Linked DNA regions of Homo sapiens: region 1 is linked to region 2. A link is an interaction called in ENCODE POLR2A ChIA-PET data of the cell type or tissue named here. Cell type or tissue: Panc1. All regions are shown on one strand. Links, peaks and the distances in the headings refer to the core of each region. The heading gives the core; the rest is flanking DNA. Region 1 has its middle 110 kb from the start of ZNF608. Region 2 overlaps CSNK1G3 (casein kinase 1 gamma 3).

Evidence for each region. Peaks named below come from ENCODE experiments on the same cell type or tissue, not always from the same donor. Only the 100,000 strongest peaks of a DNase experiment are listed, where the experiment ranks them.
Region 1: POLR2A ChIA-PET joins it to region 2 with 10 read pairs; 1 of 35 experiments calls an interaction of 5 or more read pairs at or near these places.

What each region holds. Positions count from the first base shown.
Region 1 is chr5:124,851,610-124,854,532 of GRCh38, forward strand. No RefSeq gene overlaps it. Among named protein-coding and RNA genes, the nearest start is that of ZNF608, 110 kb to the left of the region's middle. In Panc1, for the core only: no CTCF peak of the experiment used is centred there; no DNase peak of the experiment used is centred there.
Region 2 is chr5:123,515,991-123,518,859 of GRCh38, forward strand. The region is part of intron 1 of CSNK1G3 (casein kinase 1 gamma 3); the gene reads left to right. Among named protein-coding and RNA genes, the nearest start is that of CSNK1G3, 5.2 kb to the left of the region's middle. In Panc1, for the core only: no CTCF peak of the experiment used is centred there; no DNase peak of the experiment used is centred there; H3K27ac peaks cover 205 bases.

The sequences.
Region 1 (2,923 bases), core at 203-2,702, 1.3 Mb after region 2:
AGACGGAGTCTGGCTCTGTCTCCCAGGCTGGAGTGCAGTGGTGTGATCTTGGCTCACTGTAACCTCTGCCTCCTGGGTTCAAGCAAGCCTCCACAGTAGCTGGGATTACAGGCGCGCACCACCATGCCCAGCTAATTTTTGTATTTTTAGTAGAGACGAGGTTTCACCACGTTAGCCAGGCTGGTCTTGAACTCCTGACCTCAAGTGGTCCACTTGCCTTGGCCTCCCAAAGTGCTGGGATTACGGGCATGAGCCACCGTGCCCGGTGGCTTATTTCTGAAGATTATCAGGATGCTCTTCAAGTGCAGATCCCTTCGTGGGACACACTTTAGTAGCCTGGTCATGCCATGTATTAAAGAGCTCTGGTTTCTATCTAGAGAAGGAATAAAAACTGGAATACCGTGAAAGTAGTAAAAAAGTTCTAGAACCTCCAGGTTGCATAAAGAATGCCATGTTAGGGATTATTAGTGGCAATTACTAAGCACAGGACATATGTTTGTCTCAAAGGCAGTGATGACATCCTTTTGCTACTCTCCCAAACAGCCAAAATCCCAAAGCATCGCCTGTCCAGTGACCCCCAGAGACCCATCATAAGACATTGTAGTTGGCTTGGACTATTCCAGATTTTCTGAACTTGCCTAACAAATTTCAGTATTTAAAATATTTATTAGCTATAGTTCTATTTTAGAAGGGATAGGATTTCAGGAACAGATTAAGGCATGAGGGAAGGGTAATTCTGAGAATGAAGATAATACACATACTTAAGAAGAAAATAAAGAAGAAATTCTTTTTCTTGATTCATTCAACTATTGTGAGGATCATGGTGTTCTAATTTATTTGGTTTTGGATATTTGAATAAAACAGTACATTGTTCACCCAAACTTTAAGAGTTTTTGCTATCTTAAAAGATTATAAGTCTTTTCATTTTAAGTCCATATGACTGAAGGCATCACATTGTCACAAGAATAGAGATACATTTTAACAACTGCTCAGCAATTCCTACATGACTCTCTTTAATTCAGCTCAATTCATTTCACTGCAATAAATCAATGGAATTAAATTTAAACTCTGATCAATTCTTTGGAGGAGGTGCAAAAGGAGACTATTTTTATTCAAGGACTACATGCACAGGAAACAAATATATTAGACAGGTTATGTCTAAATACAAAGGTGTTTGCAATAGGACATTATTGTATCTGCATCACAGTGTTTCATTCTAACTGGATTCGTAGAGGGGAGTCCCCGAAATACCATCAGGAGATGATGCCTGATAGCTGATATGGATACATCATGCTCTTTTGCAAAGGTGAAAATTGGATTCGTTATTTATAGAAAGAGTAGTCAAAATATTTTCATCAAAATTTCACTTATGCATGCAGAATATTATATATCAATTAATATTAATCATGGTTGTCAGTGGGTAGAAAGATTTCAGTGCTTCTATTTTATCTCTTATGTTTTTGTGTATTGTTGGGACTATTTCGAACATATGAGTATAAATGCAGCATATGACATTTTTCATCATTGTTAAAAAAATCAGAGTATTAAATTAATGATGTCTTAGAAGTCGGTCATCACCACTGAATTAATGGTTTGCTTTGTTCATTCTCTTTTTTCTTTATTCTACTTCGTTCTCTAAAAAATTCTAAAGAAGTCCTGTTAAAATAAGCAAAATGCAGCTGTGGCTCATGCTTGTAATCCCAGCACTTTGGGAGGCTGAGTTGGGCAGATCACTTGAGTCCAGAACTTTGAGACCAGCCTGGGCAATGTGGTGAAACCCTGTCTCTACAAAAAATACAAAAAGTTAGCTGGGCATAGTGGTGTGTGCTTGTATTCCAAGCTACCTGAGAGGCTGAGGTGGGAGGATTGCTTATGCCAGGGCAGCAGAAGTTTCAGTGAGCTGAGATCATCCCACTATACTCTAGCCTGGGCAACAGAATAAAATCCTGTCTCAAAAAACAACAAACAAACAAACACACAAAAGCATAATGCAAGTAATAAAAATCAGGGTCGACTCTTCGGCATTGTGGTTCCTGAATGGAATGCTCATCGGTCATGCCATGGTCCCATTTGTTGGTCATGACCACTGAAATTGTGGGCCTGAGACTGCTTCAGTGTTTGGGCTTCTAGCACACTGCAGGACACTCAATGAATCCATAACAGACTTCACAAGTTTTTAGTTCTCATTCATTCCAGTGATAATTTCAGGTGGAGAAAATGATTTAAGGAAATCTTTCTATGCTAATAGTAAAAAACCAAAGGAGGAAAGCTTATTACAGTTTAATAGCTGAAAGACTGATCTGGGGTTTCTGATTATTGGTAACAGCAAAGGGCAAGGAAGCAAAGTGGCAACAACTTTCACTCATTCAAAACTTGGCTTTGCCAGTTAAGTGGCTCTCAGCTTCAGTTAACTTACCCGTAAAACAGGGTTGATGATATTTGTATCTACCTTAAAGAAATGTTGTCAGGCCGGGCACGGTGGCTCACCCCTGTAATCCTAGTACTTTGGGAGGCCGAGGCGGGCGGATCACCTGAGGTCAGGAGTTCGAGACCAGCCTGACCAACATGGAGAAACCCCGTCTCTACTAAAAATACAAAATTAGCCGGGTGTGGTGGCACATGCCTGTATTCCCAGCTACTCGGGAGGCTGAGGCAGGAAAATCGCTTGAAACTGGGAGGCAGAGCTTGTGGTGAGCCAAGATTGTGCACCATTGCTCTCCAGCCTGGGCAACAAGAGCGAAACTCTGTCTCAAAAAAAAATACAGAAAGAAAGAAAAAAAAAATATTGTCAAGATTGAGATAATGTGTGCAAAGTATTTTGCGTAATGCCTAACATAAAGTAGGTAGTCAATGAATGTCAGATAATAACAATGATGATGGTAGTTATTTGTACAATAATACTAGAGACCTTTTAAGGTCAATA
Region 2 (2,869 bases), core at 1-2,500:
GAGTCAGTTTTTTTTTCTGACTTCAAAGTCTTAAGCCACCAATGATCTGTTTTTTCTTATCTTCCATCTTCATCCTTTTTTTGGTCTTTTCTCAAGCGGTTGGCAATTCGTGGTATTAATTGATAGTATGTGTCTGAGTGTTGGTTCTTTATGATGTAATTTCTTCAGAAGCGGTAGTTTTGAGGTATCTGTCTTTAATTGTGGGATCCTGTAGGTGCAGACAGTATGGTTCTGGTAATTTAAGGCACCTCAGAGCATCACCTTTTGCTGATCTGCAGGACAGAACTATGCTTGGATTCTTAATGTGTAGAAATCAAATGTGCTTTAATAATGTGAAATGATTTTCAAGGGCATCTGAACTGCTCAGGAAATATGGAATGGGAGATAAATGTAGAAATATATAACTTCTAGCGACATGGTGGAGGCTGCTGTTAGACATTTTTTCTTTTTTTTAAGCTCTCTCTGAAAGCTGAGATTTAGCAACTATAAATGTTTGGGCTTCCCTTCTATTATGAAACCTAAGGAAAGTATGTGTTTATTTGTTGTTAGACCATAGTGATTGGTTATACTCTCTCCTGCCACTTCGTGCTTATCATCTTAGTTATAAGAAATAACTCTTAACAATGAATTGAAGTGTTTATGTATTGGGGAGATAAGACACACTTTTTTGGTCGCTTTGTTTACCAATGATATATTACATAGTTGTAATTTATTGAAAATTTATGAGTAAGTTATGTCCACATGGCTAAATCATGTCCGCATTTTTCATAACTTTTCAATGGAATGAGAGATGGTCTCATGATACTCTTTTTCTTAAATACAAAGTTTAATGTTTTTTTTCTCTAGGTTAGTAATGTGAGGTTGAAGTTGTATTCAAATTTATTACATTTATTTAGATCACTTTGTGTTACCTGGAAGTACTTTCTTCAGTTGATAGCTACATTTGGAAAAAAAGGGAAGAGAGTTACCCTGTTATTCTGCCATTATATTCTTCATCAAAATGGAGGAAATTCATATGAAGTGCCAAGGACTATGTGATGCCTGCCACATAGTAGGCACTGTGTAAATCTTCTGTCCTTCATTTCAGAAGTTGCCGATAAGAATTTTAGAGGGTGGATTGGTGGGTAGACAAGCAAAGACTCTCGGGAACACCCTATTACAGGAAAATCTCTCATACCTGACCTCTGCTTAACCCACTCGTGAGATTAAATGATAGTCTTCATTCTCTCTGTAGAATTTGCTGACTGATGCTCATGCTACATTGAATGACAGTAGACTATTCTTTAGTTTTATCTTGAACTTTTATTCCCCCCAGTTACTGTAGACTTACCAAGAAACATTTGTGTTTGTACCCAACACACTGTTATGGCACTTGATGTTGTAATCACATAGTTTAATGAATTATTATTCAGTGAACTCTGAAGATAAAAAGGCGTTTGTATGAGAACCAATTGGCTACTTTGAAATCAAGTGAGTAGCCAAAATCAATTATGGTTGAAATAGATGAGGGTTAAATAATTTTAAATGATTAGGGAAAAAAAAACAAAAAACACCTAACGATCTAAAAAAATCTGCAATAATATTATTTTTCACGTTTGTAAAATGTCTTTCTGTGTTTAAGAAACAGAAACTGGAAATCACAGGTGTTGTTTTATGGGGGTAGTTTTTGCAAGAAAAAGGAAATAGAACTTTCTTCGATAGACCCACACTGGAAGAAAAGGCCATAGCTCTGTATTATAAGATTGTCTTGTGAATGGACATTTTTGTTTTAGTTGTAATAAAATGTATAGAGTTTGTAGATGTTGAGAAATGATTTCCTTTTTAGGCTAACTTCAGAACCATTTATTAATTGTAATATATTAAAGAAGTCTGCTTCTAAAACATCATCTTTCCTAGTTTACACTACTGCTTAGAGATTTATTTAATAACATCCTCTTTAAGAAAAAAAAAAAAAAAAAGGAAGATCCTGTTATTCCCAGAGGTTCATTCCTTAGAGTGAATTGTTTATCTAGTCAGGTGATCAATCTATGGTTCTCACATATTTCCCAGTATGGTCCCTAATCTGATTTCATAAGCTACCTTTCAACTTTTATGTACTGTCAGGGTTGAAGGGGTAAGCCTTCTTATAGTTCCAACATCTCCATCCAATTAGGAATGCTGGGGTAGAGGAGATTGTTCTTTGAAGGAGGAAATGTGACACCCTTGATATATACCAGGAGCACTTGAGCCTCCTATCTCACCTAGCTCAGTCCAAATGGAAAGGAGAACTTTCAGTTGAAGGAGCAGGAAGTCCAGGTTGGAGAAGGAGTGGTATATGTGGTATGCTATTTATTTTGGTGTAACCACATTGCTTGCTGAATTACAGTAGATGCTGAAATGGCACATTGAAGTATGAAGGTAGGGTGGGTGGCTCCAAGCTAGTACTTGAGAGCTCTGGTCTGCCCCTCTGTGATTTTCTTGGCTGTTTGTCTTCTGTGTGTTGGAGTCATCCTAAGGCCAGCAGCAAGATCACATCTAGACATGCACTGGCCAGAGGATGGAATGGATCTCTCTCTCTCTTTCTGTCTGTGTCTCTGGAAAAGCAAATACATCTTTTGCATAAGCCTACCAACATATTTTTCTCTTCGTATCTTATTGACCAGAATTAGGTCACATGAACGTCCTAACTAGTTATCATAAGGGAAGTAAGGTTATCATGGTTGGTTTCTACTAATCAGGAGATACCTTCTGCAATTGGTGTTGGGATCACATTTTTCTGAGTTAGATGGAAGAGGGAGGATATTTTAAAAAAATTGTGGGAAGGAAGAATTTGGGGGATATGGATGTTAGAGAGATGATAAATAGTGATCGCTGTGTCTACCTGTTTTGA